Linked DNA regions of Homo sapiens: region 1 is linked to region 2. A link is a loop called in an ENCODE intact Hi-C map of the cell type or tissue named here. Cell type or tissue: Calu3. All regions are shown on one strand. Links, peaks and the distances in the headings refer to the core of each region. The heading gives the core; the rest is flanking DNA. Region 1 has its middle 160 kb from the start of BRWD3. Region 2 has its middle 140 kb from the start of TENT5D.

What was found. Peaks named below come from ENCODE experiments on the same cell type or tissue, not always from the same donor. Only the 100,000 strongest peaks of a DNase experiment are listed, where the experiment ranks them.
Region 1: it touches region 2 in a loop (11-fold over the local background); 4 of 110 quality-filtered maps call a loop at or near these places.

Annotation. Positions count from the first base shown.
Region 1 is chrX:80,643,536-80,654,972 of GRCh38, reverse strand. No RefSeq gene overlaps it. Among named protein-coding and RNA genes, the nearest start is that of BRWD3, 160 kb to the left of the region's middle. In Calu3, for the core only: a CTCF peak has its summit at 6,764 (motif pointing right); no DNase peak of the experiment used is centred there.
Region 2 is chrX:80,277,008-80,287,802 of GRCh38, reverse strand. It overlaps the pseudogene CHMP1B2P. Among named protein-coding and RNA genes, the nearest start is that of TENT5D, 140 kb to the left of the region's middle. In Calu3, for the core only: no CTCF peak of the experiment used is centred there; a DNase peak (open chromatin) is centred at 2,242.

The sequences.
Region 1 (11,437 bases), core at 1,858-9,857, 370 kb before region 2:
AGCAATTGTGAATGGGAGTTCATTCATGATTTGGCTCTCTGTTTGTCTGTTATTGGTGTATACGAACGCTTGTGATTTTTGCACATTGATTGATTTTGTATCCTGAGACTTTGCTGAAGTTGCTTATCAGCTTAAGGAGATTTTGGGCTGAGATGATGGAGTTTTCTAAATATACAATCATGTCATCTGCAAACAGGGACAATTTGACTTCCTCTTTTCCTAATTGAATACCCTTTATTTCTTTCTCCTGCCTGATTGCCCTGGCCAGAAATTCCAACACTATGTTGAGTAGGAGTGGTGAGAGAGGGCATCCCTGTCTTGTGCCAGTTTTCAAAGGGAATGCTTCCAGTTTTTGCCCATTCAGTATGATATTGGCTGTGGGATTGTCATAAATAGCTCTTCTTATTTTGACATACGTCCCATCAATACCTAATTTATTGAGAGTTTTTAGCATGAAGGGCTGTTGAATTTTGTCAAAGGCCTTTTCTGCATCTATTGAAATAATCATGTGGTTTTTGTCTTTGGTTCTGTTTATATGCTGGATTATGTTTATTGATTTGCATATGTTGAACCAGCCTTGCATCCCAGGGATGAAGCCCACTTGATCATGGTGGATAAGCTTTTTGATGTGCTGCTGGATTCGGTTTGCCAGTATTTTATTGAGGATTTTTGCATCGATGTTCATCAGGGATATTGGTCTAATATTCTCTTTTTTTGTTGTGTCTCTGTCAGGCTTTGGTATCAGGATGATGCTGGCCTCATAAAATGAGTTAGGGAGGATTCCCTCTTTTTCTATTGACTGGACTAGTTTCAGAAGGAATGGTACCAGCTCCTCTTTGTACCTCTGGTAGAATTCAGCTGTAAATCCATCTGGTTCTGGACTTTTTTTGGTTGGTAAGCTATTAATTATTGCCTCAATTTCAGAGCCTGTTATTGGTCTATTCAGAGATTCAAGTTCTTCCTGGTTTAGTTTTGGGAGGGTGTATGTGTCGAGGAATTTATCCATTTCTGCTAGATTTTCTAGTTTATTTGTGTAGAGGTATTTATAGTATTCTCTGATGGTAGTTTGTATTTCTGTGGCATCGGTGGTGATATCCCCTTTGTCAGTTTTTATTTGCGTCTATTTGATTCTTCTCTCTTTTCGTCTTTATTAGTCTTGCTAGCGGTCTATCAATTTTGTTGATCTTTTCAAAAAGCCAGCTCCTGGATTCATTGATTTTTTGGAGGGTTTTTTGTGTCTCTATCTCCTTCAGTTCTGCTCTGATCTTAGTTATTTCTTGCCTTCTGCTATCTTTTGAATGTGTTTGCTGTTGCTTCTCTAGTTCTTTTAATTGTGATGTTAGGGTGTCAATTTTAGATCTTTCCTGCTTTCTCTTGTGGGCATTTAGTGCTATAAATTTCCCTCTACACACTGCTTTAAATGTGTCCTAGAGATTCTGGTATATTGTATCTGTTCTTGTTGGTTTCAAAGAACATCTTTATTTCTGCCTTCATTTTGTTATGTACCCAGTAGTCATTCAGGAGCAGGTTGTTCAGTTTCCATGTAGTTGAGTAGTTTTGAGTGAGATTCTTAATCCTGAGTTGTAGTTTGATTGCACTGTGGTCTGACAGACAGTTTGTTATAATTTCTTTTCTTTTACATTTGCTGAGGAGTGCTTTACTTCCAACTATGTGGTCAGTTTTGGAATAGGTGTGGTGTGGTGCTGAGAAGAATGTATATTCTGTTGATTTGGGGTGGAGAGTTCTGTAGATGTCTATTAGGTCTGCTTGGTGCAGAGCTGAGTTCAATTCCTGGATATCCTTGTGAAATTTCCATCTCGTTGATCTGTCTAATGTTGACAGTGGGGTGTTAAAGTCTCCCATTATTATTGTGTGGGAGTCTAAGTCTCTTTGTTGGTCTCTAAGGACTTGCTTTATGAATCTGGCTGCTCCTGTATTGGGTGCATATATATTTAGGATAGTTAGCTCTTCTTGTTGAATTGATCCCTTTACCATTATGTAATGGCCTTCTTTGTCTCTTTTGATCTTTGTTGGTTTAAAGTCTGTTTTATCCGAGACTAGGATTGCAACCCCTGCCTTTTTTTGTTTTCCATTTGCTTGTTAGATCTTCCTCCATCCCTTTATTTTGAGCCTATGTGTGTCTCTGCCCATGAGATGGGTTTCCTGAATACATCACACTGATGGGTCTTGACTCTTTATCCAATTTGCCAGTCTGTGTCTTTTAATTGGAGCATTTAGCCCATTTACACTTAAGGTTAATATTGTTATGTGTGAATTTGATCTTGTCTTTATGATGTTAGCTGGTTATTTTGCTCGTTAGTTGGTGCAATTTCTTCCTAGCCTTGATGGTCTTTACAATTTGGCATGCTTTTGCAGTGGCTGGTACCGGTTTTTCCTTTCCATGTTTAGTACTTCCTTCAGAAGCTCTTGTAGAGCAGGCCTGGTGGTGACAAAATCTCTCAGCATTTGTTTGTCTGTAAAGGATTTCATTTCTCCTTCACTTACGAAGCTTAGTTTGGCTGGATATGAAATTCTGGGTCGAAAATTGTTTTCTTTAAGAATGTCGAATATTGGCCCCTACTCTCTTCTGGCTTGTAGAGTTTCTGCCGAGACATCAGCTGTTCGTCTGATGGGCTTCCCTGTGTGGGTAACCTAACCTTTCTCTCTGGCTGCCCTTAACATTTTTTCCTTCATTTCAACTTTGGTGAATCTGACAATTATGTGTCTTGGAGTTGCTCTTCTCGAGGAATATCTTTGTGGCGTTCTCTGTATTTCGTTAATTTGAATGTTGGCCTGCCTTGCTAGATTGGGGAAGTTCTCCTGGATAATATCCTGCAGAGTGTTTTCCATCTTTGTTCCATTCTGCCCCTCACTTTCAGGTACACCAATCAGACGTAGATTTGGTCTTTTCACATAGTCCCATATTTCTTGGAGGCTTTGTTCATTTTTCTTTTCTTTTTTCTGTAAACTTCTCTTCTTGCTTCATTTGATTCATTTGATCTTCAATCACTGATACCCTTTCTTCCAGTTGATCAAATCAGCTACTGAAGCTTGTGCATTCATCACGTATTTCTCGTGCCATGATTTTCAGCTCCATCAGGTCCTTTAAGGACTTCTCTGCATTGGTTATTCTAGTTAGCCATTCGTCTAATCTTTTTTCCAGGCTTTTAACTCCTTTGCAATGGGTTCGAACTTCCTCCTTTAGCTCAGTGTAGTTTGATCATCTGAAGCCTTCTTCTCTCAACTCATCAAAGTCGTTCTCTGTCCAGCTTTGTTCCATTGCTGGTGAGGAGCTGCGTTCCTTTGGAGGAGGAGAGGTGCTCTGATTTTTAGATTTTTCAGTTTTTCTGTTCTGTTTTTTCCCCATCTTTGTGGTTTTATCTACCTTTGGTCTTGGATGATGGTGACATACAGATGGGGTTTTGGTGTGGATGTCCTTTCTGTTTGTTAGTTTTCCTTCTAAGAGTCAGAACCCTCAGCTGCAGGTCTGTTGGAGTTTGCTGGACGTCCACTCCAGACCTTGTTTGCCTGGGTATCAGCAGTGGAGGCTTCAGAACAGTGAATATTGCCGAACAGCCAAAGTTGCTGTCTGATCGTTCCTCTGGAGGTTTCATCTCAGATGGGTACCTGGCCGTGTGAGGTGTCAGTCTGCCTCTACTGGGGGGTGCCTCCCAGTTAGGCTACTCAGGGATCAGGGACCCACTTGAGGAGGCACTCTGTCTGTTCTCAGATCTCAAACTCTATGCTGGGAGAACCACTATTCACTTCAAAGCTGTCAGACAGGGACATTTAAGTCTTCAGAGGCTTCTGCTTCCTTTTGTTTGGCTATGCCCTGCCCGCAGAGGTGGAGTCTACAGAGGTGGGCAGACCTCCTTGGGCTGTGGTGGGCTCCACCCAGTTCGAGCTTCCTGGCCACTTTGTTTACCTACTCAAGCCTCAGCAATGATGGGCACCCCTCCCCCAGCCTCGCTGCCACTTTACTGTTTTATCTCAGACTGCTGTGTTAGCAGTGAGCAAGGCTCCTTGGGCATGGGTCCCTCCGAGCCAGGCACAGGATATAATCTCCTGGTGTGCCGTTTGCTAAGACCATCGGAAAAGCGCAATATTAGGGTGGGAGTGACCCAATTTTCCAGGTGCCGTCTGTCACAGCTTTGCTTGGCTAGCAAAGGGAATTTCCTGACCACTTGTGCTTCCTGGGTGAGGTGATGCCTCAACCTGCTTCAGCTCACACTCGGTGCGCTGCACCCACTGTCCTGCACCCACTGTCCGACAAGCCCCAGTGAGATGAACCTGGTACTTCAGTTGGAAATCACCCGTCTTCTGTGTTGCTCACGCTGGGAGCTGTAGACTGGAGCTGTTCCTATTCGGCCATTTTGGAACCGGACTCGTTTGTCTTAAAAAGTCTTCTTCATTATAGAAAGCAGTTTGATAGTTTCTCAAAAAGTTAAATATAAAAATATCATGTGATCCATCAATTCCATTCTGAGGTATAAAAGAATTGAAAGCAGGGACTCAAATGAATATTTGTACACCAACTTTCACAGCAGAATTATTCATGATAAGCAAAAGGTGTAACAACCTAAATGTCCATGAATGGATAAACAATACATGGTATATGTTCCATACAATGGAATATTATTCAGCCTTAAAAGGGAAGGAAATTCTGATGCATGTTACAACATGGATGAACCTCAAAGACATTATTTTCGTGAAATAAACTAGTCACAAAAGGCCAAATATTTTATGATTCCACTTATATGAGGTAACTAGAGAATTCAGATTCATAGAGAGTATTTGGTGTTTGTCAGGGCATAGTAGAGGGGAGAATTGGGAATTATTTTTAATTATTATTTTTCAACAGTTTTTTGGGGTACAGGTTGTTTTTGGTTACATGGATGAGTTAAGTGGTAAATTCTGAATGTTTAGTGTGCCTATCACCTGAGCGGTGTGCATTGTACCCTATACATAGTCTTTTATCCCTCACTTACTTCCCATCCTTTCCCCTACATGAGTTCCCAAAGTCCATTATATCACTGTATACTTCTTTGTGTCCTCATAGTTTAGCTCCCACTTATAAGTGAGAACATACAATATTTGGTTTTCCATTCCTGAGTTACTTCAATTAGAATAATGGCCTCCAACTCCATCCAAGTTGCTGCAAAAGACATTATTTGGTTCCTTTTTATGGCTGGGTAGTATTCCCTGGTATATATATACCATATTTTGTTTATCCACTCATTGGCCGATGGGCACTTAAGTTTGTTTCATATCTTTGCAATTGCAAATTGTGCTGCTATAATCATGTGTGTGCATGTGTCTTTTTCATATAATGACTTCTTTTCCTCTGAGTGTAGTTGCTGGATCGAAGAGTAAATTTACTTTTAGTTCTTTAAGGAATCTCCATATTGTTTTCCATAGTGGTTATACTAATTTACATTCCCTCTAGCAATGTAGAAGTGTTTCCTTTTAAGCACATTCTCACCAACATCTATTGTTTTTTGACTTGTATTATGGCCAAAAAGAATTATTGTTTAATGGGTATGTAGTTTCTGTTTAAGATAATGAAAAAGTTCTGGAAATAGATAGTGGTGATGCTTACACAACATTGTAAATGTACTTAATGACACTAAGTTGTATACTTTGAATGGTTAAAATGGTAAAATTAATGTTATGTATATTTTACCACAATTTTTAAAAAGACCTTTGTTTTCTTGCCTGACTATTTATTTGTTTTAACTATCTGGATTTAATGTCTTTCATTATAACCAACTTCATTGTCTGAGAAGCCAGCTTGAGCCTTGGAATCAGGCAGACCTGGGTTCCAGTCCTTACTCTGCTACTTGATAACTGTGTGACCTTTTACTCATGACATAACCTTTCTGAACTTCAATTTTCTCAGCTGTAAAATGGATTTTCAACTTTTAAGGAGTGAAATCTTGGATCTGGACAAAACTATATGCAGGAAAAAAAATTATATAGAACCCAAAAAGATAGAACATATAAAAGTAGTAAAACAATGCTCTTAGATACAGGAGGTGTGTGTCTATTTTGAGGTGGGGACAGGGGGTACTGATGAAGAACTATCATTAGCATTATCTCTCCCTACAAGTCACCTCCCTGGAATCCTCCAGGATAGAAAGTAGCATGGTTTAAAGATGAATTCCCATCTAAGTCTACTTGCTAGGAAGGGCAATTAACATTTCTGAAATACTGATACATTTACTTAAATATTTTCAAAGACTGTTAACATGTATACTTGAGAACAAGATTGAGCAAAAACTTATTGACAAAGCAGAGTGTTTATTGAAGGGAAATGTTTTTATTGACTTAAGGTTTTAATTCATGTTTATCATATGGGATTAATTTACCCAACAACTTTAATAGGTATTAGCTATATATACACACACACACTAAATAAAAAAATAAAAACCACTTGGCTAGCTGTGCTCTAATAGCTTTTCCACCTCTGACATGCTATGATTATTTTCCTTAGAAAATTTGTAGTTGTTGGATCATTGAAAAGCCACTGTTAGAAACAATCTTCTGAGATTATAAGAGTGTAAAAGCACTTTGTAAACTGCAAAGACCTTCACAGCTTGGAGCTACAGTTGTTATTACTATGGCATATTTGATCCTAAGTGTCATGAAATAGAAAGAACATTGAACAGAAAAATCAGAATATCCAGATCCCTTCCTGAAGTGGCATTTAGGAATACAGAGTTAATGCTAAAAAGCAAATGCAGACAGCACAGACAGAACACTAGATGGCAGCAGCAGAAATAGGTTAAAAAGTAGAAACAAGAACATTAGATGCTTCGGTCCACCCTTCCTCTCCTTCCTTAAGATACAAATTCTCATCTTGTTTTCATTAAAAAAAACAAAAAACAAAAAACAAAACTCATTATTGAAAATTCATTAGGTTAACTTTTAGATCTAAAAATGTTAATATTTAAGTAACACTAATCTAACAACCCATCTTCATTTTGTAATCAGAAGAAACAAATAAAAGTAGAAACTTAAAGATAGGTCCAGAACTCCTTAAGTAAATAGTTGCTAAGATTCTCCTACTTCTATTGCTGATAAAGGCTTAATAAAGTATGGTCCATATCTGATATGGACCGTATCAGTGCTGATAAAGGCTTGATAAAGGTATGGTCCATACACCATACCTTTAGTATTCTTGGCACTAGAGTATGAAGTTAATTGAACTCTCTGTAACTAATTGAAGAGCAGCAATGGGCTGAGATTAGCATATACTACACTCATACATGCATTAAGGTTAGATGTGGAATTGATAGTTGGCCAGAGGGCTTAAAGCACTTGCACATTCATTTTGCTCTTTCTCAGTACAGTTTGCAACAGTATGTTACAAATAAAGCTAAGCTAGCAGGCTAGTTTTCTTCCATTTTCTTGTTGCAAACATTTGTTGAATGCCTTGTATGTTTAGGTGTTGTGATAAATGAGGCATAGACCATCCTTAAGACACAGTCTAATGAAGAAGACAGAAGGTATTTACAGTGCAATAAGACAAACACAAACTAAAGGTAAATTCAGGATATTAAGAGAACACCTCACACAACTATTAAAGACAACAAGTAAGGGGATTAGAGAGAGAGGGAGGAGTAAGAACAGAGGCACTTCTGTTTGAGAAAACATATTTGGGAAACTGGAAGTAACTCAATATTCCTTCAAGTATTGTGACAGCCATGGAAGGGGAATGTAGTATGACAGAGACGTGAAGCTGGATGATAGACAGAGGCCAGATCTCAAAGGATCTTGGGAAAAGAATTTGAATTTTATCCTGTAATCAATCACTAGTTGTTCTTTTAAGCAAAATAGTAACAGGATTATATTTTAGAAAACTTATTCACTATAGTATGGAGACAGTATTGGGTGGTGGGAAGGAGAGGGTTCAAGAGGACAGGCAGAGAAACCAGTTAAGAGGCTGTCACTATACTCCAAGCAAGAGATGAAAGTGACTTATCTTTACCAGGGCAATGGCACTGAAGCTGGAGAAAAGTAGATGGCTCCAGAGATGTAGAATAGTCAGACTTGGTGGTTTATTGAATGTGAAAACCTTAAGAGAAGAAAACATTATGAATAATGGACTGTTTTCTGGCTTGTGCAGTATGAATAGAGAACACAGGAGAAAGAAGGAGTTGGGAGTATGACAGCAAGATGATAAATTTAGTTTTGAACATGTTGAATATAAAGGAACTATGGAACATTCAAGTACTGCAGGCAGTTGAATAGACCGGTTTGTTTGGGATGAAGACAGTGTTGGGAGTTATCAATATATAGATGGTAGCCAGAGCAAGAAGAATAAATCAGATTGATCATAGAAAGTGTGTGGGTTTAAAAGGAAAGGGTTAAGATTAAAATCCCAAAGAACAGAAACATTTAAGGGATGGATGATATTACAATTTACAAAGGAAACTGAGATAGTCAAGGGCAGATAGGTCAAGTGCTGACAAGGACAGAAACTTCTATTAGATTTAGTACTGTGAAGCTCTTAGGTGATCTTTTAATGACAGTTTCTGATAAAAGGTGAGAGAAAAAAATCCAGATGCCAGTTCATTGAAGCAAGAGTGGGAAGAGAATGTCTGGTTGTATAGTGGACTAGATATGTTGAGGAACTTTCTCACAATGCATCAAATACATTCTCAATAAAACAGATGTTTAATGTATTGCTGGGCTCAAAAAGTAACAGAAAGTTTCTAGGCACATTCTCTGCTAGCCAAAAAGTGGGTAATCTGAAACAGTGCAGCTAGCAACAAGTAAGCAGAAAGATGGCTTAGATATGAGGATAAATATTATTATTAGCGCTGACATGGATAAGGACACAAATATTGAACTGGCAGAAATCAAGGGAGCTGAATTTGAGCCTGTGGGCACTAGGCCAAGATCCACCCCTGCAAAAGAGCTACAGTGATCTCAGGTTTGTAATGTACCCTGGCAACGCAGAAGCAAAAGCAGATCTTCTCTGGAGGAAAACATCTTGAATCTAAATCCCTTGCAGTCTCACAGATAAATATTAATTAACTATGATCTCACTATAAAATATTACCAAACACACAAGGACAAAACCATTATGAGTGAATGCAAACAAATAAAAAACAAACAATAGGCTTACATTCCAACAGACTTCCTTTAGTTATTTGAATAATCACCTACAGATTATAAAACAACTGTGCATGAACTGCGCTATAGTTTGGATATGGTTTGTTTGTCCCCATGAAAACTCACATTGAAATTTGATTCCCAAAGGTACAGTGCTGAGAGGTAGAACCTAGAGAGAAGTGTTTGAGTCATGGGAGCAGGTCCCTCATGAATGGCTTCATGCTGTTCTTGAGTAGTGAGTGTGTTTTAACTCTTGCAAGACTATATTGGCTCTCATGGGAATGAATTAGTTCTTTCAAGAGTCGGTTGTTATAAACTCAAGATGTCCCTCAGGTTTTTCCCTTATTGGATGGTTCTGGTTTTCCTTTGATCTTCTCCACCATGTTGTAACATGGCATGAATGTCATTGCCAGAAGCCAGAGCCATGTCCTTCATTTTCCAGCCTATAGGAATATGAGTTAAAATAATCCTATTTTCTTTGTAAACTACCAACTTTCACTTATTCATTTATAGCAACACAAAACAGACTAAGACAAACTATTTTTTGAAATGCACGCCAACATCTAAAAATAAGTAGCCAACAAAACATATATATATATAACATACATATATATATAACATATACATATATATATCCAAATGAAACTTAAAACACTGAAAACAGTCATTAAAAAATCAACATATGTGCTAAACAGCATATTAGACAGTGTTAAGAAAATATTAGCAAACTGGAAGATACATCTGAGGAAACTATACATAATGCAACAGAGAAGGAAAAATGGAAACTATGAAGGAGAAGTTTATGAGGCAGAGGATGAGAAATTTTAATATATGTCACATAAAACAATAAGGAGAATGGAAAAAAATGTAATATTTGAAAATATAATGACTAAGAATTTTCCAAACCTCATAAAAGACATGTATCCACAGATATTGGAAGCAAAAAATATACAAAGCAGGATAAATAAAAACAAATTCTTGTCCAGACATTTGGTGACATACCCCAAACACAGAGAAACTTTTAAAAGAAGCTAGAGGGAAAAATAGATGATGTACAATGGAAAGCAATTAAACTAACAGCCAACATCTTAAAGCAAAAATGAAAGACAGAAGATAAATTATGTATTCAAGGTGCTGAAAGAATATAAATTTCAACGTAGAATTATGTAGTCAACAAATTATCTTTTAAGAACAAGTGTGAAAGGGAGGAGGTAGAGCGAGATGGCAGAATGGAAGCCTCCAGATAATGTCCCATCCCACAGGAACACCAACTTGAACAACTATCCACACAAAAATGCACCTTCATAAGAGCCAAAAATCAGATGAGTGTTCACAGTACCTGGTTTTAACTTCATATTACTGAAAGAGGGCCTGAAGAGAGTAGGAAATAAAGTCTTTAATTGTTGACCCCAGCCCACCCCCGTACCCCCAGCAGGGGCTGCATGGCATAGAGAGAGAATCTATGCACTTGGGGGAAGGAGAGCTCAGTGATTGTGAGACTTTGCATTGGAACGCAGTGCTGCCCTGTCAGAAGGCAACACTGGACAGAACTCAGATGGTGTCCATGGAGGGAGCATCTAGATCAGTCCTAGCCAGAGGGGAATCGTCCATCCCAGTGGTCAGAACCTGAGTTCCAACAAGCCTTGCCACTATGGACTAAAGGGCTCTGGGGTACTAAATAAACTTGAAAGGCTCTCAAAGCCACAAGTACTGCAATTCTTGGGAAAGTCCTGCTGCCATGCTGGGCTCAGAGCCAGTGGACTTGGGATAACATGACTCAGTGAGACATCAGCTGGGTCATCGAAAAGAGTGCTTGTGCCACCCCTTCCCCAACCCTAGGTAGCACCGCTCCAAGAGAGATTCTTTCTTTCTACTTGAGAAGAGGAGAGGAAAGGTTAAAGAGGACTTTGTTTTTTGGTTTTTAATTTTTAATTTTTTTATTTCAATAGATTTTTGGGGAACAGGTGGTGTTTCGTTACATGAATAAGTTCTTCAGAGGTGATTTCTGAGATTTTGGTGCACCCATCATCCAAGCAGTGTACACTGTACCTAATGAGTGGTCTTTTATCCCTCACCACCACCCTCCATTTTCCCTGAGTCCCCGTAGTCCAATGTATCATTCTTATGCCTTTCCATCCTCATAGCTTAGCTCCCACATATGCATGAGAACATACGACCTTTGTTTTTTCCATTCGTGAGTTACTTCACTTAGAATGATTGTCTCTAATTCCATCCAGGTTACTGCAAATGCCATTATTTCATTCCTTTTTATGGCTGAGTAGTATTCCTATATATATACACACACACATATATACAT
Region 2 (10,795 bases), core at 1-8,000:
TTTTTTGAGGAAACTACATATTCTTTTCCATTATATCTGTACTGAATTAATATCCTTACAAACAGTGCCTAAGAATTCTCCTTTCTCCATATCCTCACAAGCAATTGTTATTTTTTGTCTTTTTGATAAGAGCCATTTTCACTGGAGTGAGGTGATATTTCCCTGTGGTTTTGACTCACATTTCCCTGATGATTACCGATGTTGAGCATTTTTTCACATACTTGTTGGCCATTTGTATGTCTTTCGAAAAATGTCTATTCAGGTCTTTTGCAACTACTTTCTCCCATTCTGTAGGTACTTTCTCCACTGTATTTATGTGTTTTTTCCTGTGCAGAAGCTTTTTAATTTGATGTAATTTATCTATTTTTACTTTTGCTGCCTGTGCTTTTTGGTTTGGTTTTTGAGACAGGGTCTTGCTCTGTCACCTAGGCTGGAGTGCATGGTGTGATTATAGCTCACTGTAACTTTGAACTCCTGGGCTCAAGCAGTCCTCCTGCTTTGGCCTCCTAAGTAGCTCGGACTACACAAATGTGCCACTACACCCAGCCAATTTCATTTTTTTTTTTTGTAGAGATGGGGGTCTCACTATGTTGCCCAGTCTGGTCTTGAACTCCTAGCCTCAAGCAATTCTCCCACCTCAGCCTCCCAAAGGTGCTTTTTAAAAAACTATATTTGGGGGTACAGATGGAGCTTTGTTACCTGCATATGCTGCATCGCAGCAATGTCTGAGCTTTCAGTGTAACCATCACACGAATAGACCTGTGCTTTTGTTATCTTATTCAAAAACTCCTTGCCTGATCCAATTTTATGAAGCATTTCCCTGTTTTATTTTATTAGTTTCATAATTTAAGGTTTTTACATTTATGTCTTTAATCCATTTAGAGTTGAGTTTTCTATATGGTAAGAGACAGAGGTCTGTTTTATTCTTCTACATATGGTTGTCTAGTTTTCCCAGCACCATTTATTGAAGAAACTGTTCTTTCCCCAGTGTATGTTCTTGGTGCCTTTGTCAAATACATGTTGGGTGTAAACATGTGGATTTATTTCTGGTTATTCTATTCTGTTCTATTTGTCTGTGTGTTTGTTTTTAGGCCAGTAACATGTTGTTTGGGTTACTATAGCTTTGTGGTGTATTTTAAAGTTAAGTTGTATTAATGCCCCCAGCTTGGTACATTTTGCTCATGATTGCTTTAACTATCCAGAGTCTTTTGCATTTCTGTATGAATTTGAAGATTGTCTTTTTTTTCTATTTCTGGGAAAGTCTCTCTCACCTTGATGTTTGAAGGATAGGCTTGCTGGATACAGTAGTCTTAATTGGCAGGCATTTTTTCTTCAGTACTTCAAGTATTTCATCCCATTTTCTCATGGCCTATAAGGTTTTTGCTAAGTCTGCCAGCAAACCTATCGCAGTGCCTTTGTATACTATTTGCTTCTTTTGTCTCACTGCTTACAGGATCCTCTCTTTGTCCTTGACCTTTGAGAATTTGATTATTTTTGTCTGAGGTGGTCTTACTTGGATTAAATCTGCTTGGTAATCTTTGACCTACCTGCATTTGGATATTTATGTCATTCTCTAGGTTTAGAATGTTTTCTGTTATTTTTTCTTTGAATAAGCTTTCTACCCCTTTCTCTTTCTTTACTCCCTCTTGAAGGCCAATGACTCATACATTTGCCCTTTTGATGCCATCCCATAGATTTCATGAACATTTTTCATTGCTTTTTCTTTTTTTCCTTTATTTTCAAATAGACTGTTGTTAAGCTCACTGGTCCTTTGTTTTGCTTGATTAATTCTCCTAATAAGACAAGAATGCATTTCTTAAATCTCATTCACTGTATTTTTCAGCTCCAGGATTACTGTTTGATTATTTTAATCCCTTTGTAAAATTTCTCTGATATATTTCTGAATTGCTTCTCTTTGCTTTTGTGAAGTTTGTTAAGCTTACTCAAAACACCTGTTTTGGGTTTTCTGTCTGAGAGTACACACATCTCCATCTCTCCAGGGTTGTTCACTGTTATTTTAGTCTGTTTGGTGAGGTCATATTGCCCTTAGTGTTCTTGATTCTTGTGAATGTGCATCGATGTCTGAGCATTGAAAAATTATGTATTTATTCCAGTCTTTGCAGTCTGGCCTTGTATGTCCTCATCCTTCTTCAGAAGGCTTTCCAGGAATTCAAATAAACATGACTGACTTTTGAATTCACTAAGCTTGTGGTCACTGCAGCAGTTTCAGCACTAGAGGGTGCCCTAAGCTTAGGTTTGCTGCCACTCTCTTGAGGGCTTTGAGGCTTCCAGCCCTGATGGACTTGGGAAAATTCAGGGAGAGTTCCCTGGGCAAAGTCCCTCACTCACTTCTTTTCTCTCCAAGTGGAAAGAGTCTTTATCCATGCTATACTGCCTGAGGTTGGGGGAGGGGTGAAGTGGATAGTCTGTGGCCTCTGCAGCTGATGTCACAGTGTGTCAAACCAAAAGCCCCAGACCAGTGCATCACCAGGGCTCAGTCAAGGACTGCAGTTGTGATAGCCTTCCTGCCACTGAAATTTATTCAGAGCCTAAGGCTACTTTTGTCAGCTGTTGGTGAAGCAGGCTGCAACTTGGGTTCATCATGTTGGGACCACAGATTCCCATCTGGCCTGTGGCGGATGTAGGAGCTCCATCCTTGGGCACGAGCCTAGAATGAGGGGCCTTAGGGTTCTGCTTGGTGCTGTGTTTTACTGTGGCAGGCTGGTACTGATTCCAAGGCAAAGTCCCATGCACACTTCCCTCTCCCTCCCCCAAGCAGACAGATTCTCTCTCCACGCTGTGCTGCGTACGGTTGCAGAAAGGGTAATGTAGGCAATGCGAGACTGTCCACCCTCCTTATTGCATCTTTTCTTGTGATTATTCCAAAACCAGGTACTGTGACCATTCGCCTGGTTTCTTTAGCTCTTGTGAAGGTGTTTTTGTTGTTGTTATTGTTTGTTTGTTGTTTTTGTTTGGCATGGATAGTTGTTCAATTTGATGTTCCTGCAGGGGGTGTGATTGCTATAAGGTTCTGTTTCACTATCTTGGTTACTTTGATTTCTAGTCATCACTCTGCTTCTAATTAACTTTGGGACCTTGACTCAGATACTGACTACCCCGGGCCTCAGTTTTCATAACTGTAAAATGTAGGAGTTGGATATGATGATATCTGAAGTGCCTCTCAGCTCATTCACCTGACATTCACTGAGCACCTTCTCCTGTTTCAGGTATTGTGCCAGGTGCTGGAGACATTCATATATATATATATATATATATATATATATATATATATAACATTAGTCATAAAAACTTAACCAAAATTTACAGCAGAAATGGAGAGAGATCTGGCTGAACACACTTAGTTGCCCAAATTCTCACACCCTGCTAATGAGTAGTAATTAGAATTCAAATTGGCACATCCACTTTGGAAAAGCAGTTTGGTAACATCTACAGTCTGTTCTCAGCATAGCAACGAGAGCAATCCTATTAGTACAAGTCAGATCATGTCATTCCTCTCAAAACTTTCAAGTGGTTCAACATTTTCCTCAGTAAAAGCCAGATTGTTTCCAAAGGTCCATAAAGTTCTACATGGCCTGCCTTACCTTGATCTGTCCTGACATGTTATTGCTCATCAGTCTACTCAGGCACCTGGATTTGTTGTTATTTGTCAAACACACCAAGTATATTTCTGCCTGAAAGCCATTCCACTTGTAGTTTCTTCTCCCTTAAATGTTCTTTCTCTAGACATACTCGTTGCTTACTATCTTACCTCCTTTAGGTCTTTAAGTCATTTTTATAGTGAGGTTTTTCCTGACCATCCTACTTAAAATTGCATCAACAGTATACCTACCATGCCTCCTGTTGTCTACCTTCCCTGCTTTATTTTTCTCTACTGTATATATCGCTTTCTAATATACCATATACTTCTTAAAAAATTTATTTGCCCTCCCTTCTCGTGTACACACTAGAATTTAAGCTTAATGAGGGCATCATTGGTGCCTCCCTAGCACGTAAAATATCTGGCATAAAGTAGATGTTCAAAATTTTTGAAGATTGTTGAATAAATCACAGTATATGAAATGTATGTAACCTAGTACTTTCACTTCCAAATTTATACACAAAGCAGCCCCTACATGTGTAGACAATGGTATATATATAGATCAATCTCTTTCTCTCTCTTTACACACACACACACACACACACACACACGTGCGAAAATGTTCATTGCACCATTTTCTATAATAGGGAGAAGTTAAGAAAAATCTAAATTCCAAAAATAGAATGGATAAATAAAACTGAGTCTATTTCTGTGTTGCAACATCATACAGTAATTTAAAGAGAATGAACTAGATATCTAGATCTCGATATAATCTTACAAGGTTGAATGAGGAAAGGAAGTTATGGAATAAAATCATTGTATAATACAATTTAAGTAAATTCTTGTAACACGAATAATGCTATTTTAGATATGAATTAAAACCAAAATGTTAATGCACATAGGAATCTACTATTTCATGAACTTTTTCGATATTTTGGAAATATTTTTAAAGTGAATGAAAGAAAACAAGAACTAAGGCCCAACAGCAAGGTTAGTGATTGGCTTAAAATCATACTCATTGTTAATGGTAGAGCTGGGATCATATCTTAGAATTCCCACCTGTATATTAAAAATATTTTCAATAACTTAGTTAAAAACTAGAAGAGTTTTTTAAATTATTAATCAGACTCTATTGCCTGAGAATGCCTGTACTTTAGTAAATATCTCAATACTTATATTTTATTCATCTCTGACATTTGAAAAAGTTAGCCTTGATATCAGATTTACATCAACTGGCAGAAAGAACAATTCTGATTATTGTAATCTAAAATTTAAATCTATTATACATAATAAAAGTAAAGTGGGTTAGAATGGAGCTTTTACAAATTGGTTCACTTGGAGAGATCTATATTACTAAGATTTAAATTATATGTGAACCTCATTGCTAATATTTCCCCATAACCTCATAGTTTTAAGCTTTAGAATTTAGTATTATTCAGAAAAAAAAAATTTTGAAATTATGCAGCTCCCTCTGGTGGTACAAAATATTTTTTAAATGCTTTCTTTTAAAAAATTAGAGACCGGTTTCCCTCTTTTAAAAGAAAACCAAAAACCATGCAAAAAGCAAATGCTTAATAGAAATCCGCATTTTCTTATTCTATATGCTGCTTCAGGAAATGGCAGATGAAGGTAGGTAAGAAGTTATCCAGGTGATTTTGGAAAATCTTGATTTAATATCTAGAGGTTCTAAAATTCTGTAATATAGATGAAAATATTTCTCTTTACCACGAATTGCCAGAGTTAGGTTTGTGACCCTAGAATTTAGTGTTTCAAGGGACTTTAAACAGTCATCCAATTCCTTGCCATGCTCATAAAAATTTGACTGTGTTTCAGTCATCTTAGTATTTTCTTAAAAATCTCTGGAAATAGATTCATTTAGTGTATGAAAAGAAATAGACAAAGGTGATCAAAGGAAGCAGCAGTGTTTGAACATTTGCTCAATACCTACTGTTCGCTGCATGTATGAAATATATAGTTTTTTTTTTTTAAAAAAAGGACCTTCCAAAATAATTCTGCTGTGATTAGGCCATTGAGTCATAAGTCTAGTTTGAGTACTGCAAACTGAGTAATATGTGCAAAATGTGAAAGGGGCTCAGAAGACAGCAATATTACGCATAATGATTTGGTTGTTTCTTTTAAGTAAATAATTCATACCCTTTTGTGATATTGCTATTGGAAACAGGATATATAATACATGAAGGGCTGTTTATTTCAGGCCCTTCATGTCATGGGAGAATGACTTATCTATGATATCTTTGCTGTAGAAATCATGTTGTATTATTATTCTCTGGTGTAATTTTAGTTCAAGATAATGTAGTAGTAAAAAATAAAAATTGATGCTAATGTTTTATAATGTATTTTCAAAGGTAGAGAACTAGTTTGAAATGAGGCTTAGTCTTATTTTTTTCTTTTCTCCTGGGAAGAGAAGATTTGGACATCTGGAAAATAGAGTTGATAAATCCTATCTAAGCTACTACCTGATTAGAATAAACAGTTAAGTTTATCAACTCTTTAGATCACTAATGCTAAAGAATTAAAATCGAGATTAATAAATTAAAAATCAGGTTTGTAATGTTCGAGAACAGGGCTGTGGGTTAAGTTGTGTGCTATTTTGTTTTGTTAGAATCCTAAAGTAGCCCATATGGAGGGGAACAAGAAAGGTGGTTTTTGTTAAGTATTATAACAAAGGCATTCTGTGTCAGAAGACTCCATCTTTTAAACATAGTCTTTATAAGAGACTAAGGACTTGTTTCTGTTTCTGCTAAAGACTAAATTAGACGATTTGGCTTGAAAATGCAGCAAGGGAAGTTTTATAAAATGAATGCTGCCACATTATGGCCTTACTGACTCTCAGTGGTAAATGAAATCAGTAGGCAACTTTTGGATAAGGTTTAGAGCAGTATTTCACAACCTCGATACTATTGACATTTTGGGATGGATAATCCTGGGGGCTGTCATGTGCACTGTAGAATGCTTAGCAGCATCTCTGGCCTCTACCCACTAGATACCAATGGCACCCCTCCCTACAGTTGTGACAGCCAAGCATGTCTCCAGATATTTCCAGATGTTCCTTGGGGTAGTGACTAAAAAATCAAGAGACTATGTCAATATGTGGTGACTGGCAGTAGAAACAGATATAACCACTGATGTAGAAACACCAATGCCCATCTTTAAAGATGTTTAACTATCTAATTGCTGATTGAGTTAGTGCTTCCCCCAACTAAATTTTATGTCTTTACTTTTTCAATAAAAATCTGTCTATAGAATCTCACAATGGGCTGGGCGCGATGGCTCAAGCCTATAATCCCAGCACTTGGGAGGCCGAGGCGGGTGGATCACCTGAGGTCAGGAGTTCGAGACCAGCCTGGCCAACATGGCAAAACCCCGTCTCTACTAAAAAATACAAAAATTAGCCGGGCGTGGTGGTGCACGCATGTAATCCCAGCTATTCCAGAGGCTGAGACAGAAGAATTGCTTGAACCCAGGAGGCAGTGGTTGCAGTGAGCTGAAAGCATGCCACTGCACTCCAGCCTGGGTGACAGAGTGAGACTCTGTCTCCAAAAAATAATAATAATAATAATAATAAATCTCATAATGACTGTTAATGTCATTATATTATATTCCCTGTAGTATTTTCATACCGGAGTTGGCATACACTCCAATGGTTTAGAGACACGCAGAAAGGATAGTTTATGTACTAGAGGAGTGGTACAGTGGAGATTAAAATCATAGGCTTTGGAGACAGTCAAACCTAGATTAAAATCCTATGTCTATCACTAGAATGATCTCAGACAAGTGTACTTAACTTTTCTGAAACTCAGTTGTATGGCTGGATGCAAATAATGATTCCTGCTAAGGGCAGCCCAGGAGCTAAAAACTGAAATTGAAGTTAACTCAAATATTAGGTGAGGCTAGAGTTATCTAGCCTGTTTTATCTTTTTTAGCATATTAGTTTTCCTTCACAGTAGGAAATGTGGTAATCTACAGTACATCTAATATATTGGATAACCATTAGTTTGGCCTTTTGTTCTGAAGACCAGATCATTTCCCAGTATTATTATCTTTTATATCATAAGATTACCTTCCACGTGGGTCACTTTTAGGACTCAACAAAAATACTTTAAAATTAGTAAATTCATTATCTTAAGGTTGACATTCAGAAGATATTTAAGCTCAATTTATATTTATAAAATTGAACTTGTTTTATTTTTATGTAAACTAAGGTAAAATGGAAGATGGAATATTCAAATTTACAATACATATTAGGTAAAGAAGAAAAATGCCTATATTAACATTCATATGGTAATTATTATTATTTCTTTAAATTTATTTATTATACTTTAAGTTCTGGGATACAGGTGCAGAACATGCAGGTATGTTACACAGGTATACATGTGCCATGGTGGTTTGCTGCACCCATCAACCCATTATCTACATTAGGTATTTCTCCTAATGCTATCCCTCCCCTAGCCTCCCACGTCCTGACAGGCCCTGGTGTGTGATGTTCGCCTCTCAGTGTCCATGTGTTCTCATTGTTCAACTCCCACTTATGAGTGAGAACATGTGGTGTTTGGTTTTCTGTTCTTGTGTTAGTTTGCTCAGAATGATGGTTTCCAGCTTCATCCATGTCCCTGCAAAGACATGAACTCATCCTTTTTTATGGCTGCATAGTATTCCATGGTGTATATATGCCACATTTTCTTTATCCAGTATATCACTGATGGACATTTGGGTTGGTTCCAAGTCTTTGCTATTGTGAACAGTACTGCAGTAAACATACGTGTGCATGTGTCTTTATAGTAGAATGATTTATAAACCTTTGGGTATATACCCAGTAATGGGATTGCTGGGTCAAATGGTATTTCTGGTTCTAGGTCCTTGAGGCATAGCCACACTGTCTTCCACAATGGTTGAACTAATTTACACTCCCACCAACAGTGTAAAAGCATTCCTATTTCTCCACATGCTCTCCAGCATCTGTTGTTTCCTGACTTTTTAATGATTGCCATTCTAACTGGTGTGAGATGGTATCTCATTGTGGTTTTGATTTGCATTTCTCTAATGACCAGTGATGATGAGCTTTTTGTCATATGTTTGTTGGCTGCATAAATGTCTTCTTTTGAGAAGTGTCTGTTCATATCCTTCACCTACTTTTTGATGTTTTTTTTTTTAATTTAAGTTTTTTGTAGATTCTGGATATTAGTCCTTTGTTGTGATGGATAGATTGCAAAAATTTTCTCCCATTCTGTAGGTTGCTGTTGATTCGGATGATAGTTTCTTTTGCTGAGCAGAAGCTCTTTAGTTTAATTAGATCCCATTTGTCTGTTTTGGCTTTTGTTGCCATTGCTTTTGGTGTTTTAGTCATGAAGTCTTTGCCCATGCCTATGTCCTGAATGGTATTGCCTAGGTTTTCTTCTAGGGTTTTTATGGTTGTAGGTCTAACATTTAAGTCTTTAATCCATCTTGAGTTAATTTTTGTATAAATTGTAAGGAAGGGGTCCAGTCTCAGTTTTCTGCAAGGGCTAGCCAGTTTTCCCAACACCATTTATTAAATAGGAAATACTTTCCCCATTGCTTGTTTTTGTCAGGTTTGTCAAAGATCAGATGGTTGTAGATGTGTGATGTTATTTCTGAGGCCTCTGTTCTGTTCCATTTGTCTATATATCTATTTTGGTACCAGTACCATGCTGTTTTGGTTACTGTAGCCTTGTAGTATAGTCTGAAGTTAGGTAGCGTGATGCCTCCAGCTTTGTTCTTTTTGCTTAGGATTGTCTTGGCTATGTGGGCTCCTTTTTGGTTCCACATGAAATTTAAAGTTGCTTTTTCCAATTCTGTGAAGAAAGTCAGTGGTAGCTTGATGGGGATAGCATTGAATCTATAAATTACTTTGGGCAGTATGGCCATTTTCACGATATTGATTCTTCCTATCCATGACCATGGAATGTCTTTCCATTTGTTTCCTGTCTTATTTCCTTGAGCAGTGGTTTGTAGTTCACCTTGAAGAGGTCCTTCATATCCCTTGTAAGTTGGATTCCTAGGTATTTTATTCTCTTGGTAGCAATTGTGAATGGGAGTTCACTCATGATTTGGCTCTCTGTTTATCTATTATTGGTGTGTAGAAATGCTTGTGATTTTTGCACATTGATTTGGTATCCTGAGACTTTGCTGAAGTTGCTAATCAGCTTAAGGAGATTTTGGGCTGAGATGATGGGGTTTTCTAAATATACAATCATGACATCTGCAATCAGACACAATTTGACTTCCTCTCTTTCTATTTGAATACCTGTTATTTCCTTCTCTTGTCTGATTGCCCTGGCCAGAATTTCCAATACTATGTTGAATAGGAGTGGTAAGAGAAGGCATCCTTGTCTTGTGCTGGTTTTCAAAGGGAATGCTTCCAGCTTTTGCCCATTCATTATGATATTGGCTGTGGGTTTGTCATAAATAACTCTTACTATTTTGAGGTATGTTCCATCAATACCTAGTTTATTGAGAGTTTTTAGCCTGAAGGTGTGTTGAATTTTATCAAAGGCCTTTTCTCCATCTATTGAGTTAATGATGTGGTTTTTGTCATTGGTTCTGTTTATGTGATGGATTACGTTTATTGATTTGCATATGTTGAACCACCCTTGCATCCCAGGGATGAAGCCGACGTGATCATGGTGGATAAACTTTTTGATGTGCTGCTGGATTCGGTTTGCCAATATTTTATTGAGGATTTTTGCATCGACATTCGTCAGGGATATTGGCCTGAAATTTTCTTTTTTTGTTGTGTCTCTGCCAGGTTTTGGAATCAGGATGATGCTGGCCTTGTAAAATGAGTTAGGGAGGAGTCCCTGTTTTTCTGTTGTTTGGAATAGTTTCAAAAGGAATGGGACCAGCTCCTCTTTGTACCTCTGGTAGAATTCAGTTGTTAATCTCTCTGGTTCTGAGCTTTCTTTGGTTGGTAGGCTATTAATTACTACCTCATTTTCAGAACTTGTTATTGGTCTATTCAGGGATTCGACTTCTTCCTACTTTAGTCTTGGTAGGGTGTATGTGTCCAAGAATTTATCCATTTCTTCTAGATTTTCTAGTTTATTTGCATAGAGGTGTTTATAGTATTCTCTGATGGTAGTTTGTATTTCTGTGGGATCAATGGTGATATCCCCTTTATCACTTTTTATTGTGTCATTTGATTCTTCTCTCCTTCTTTAT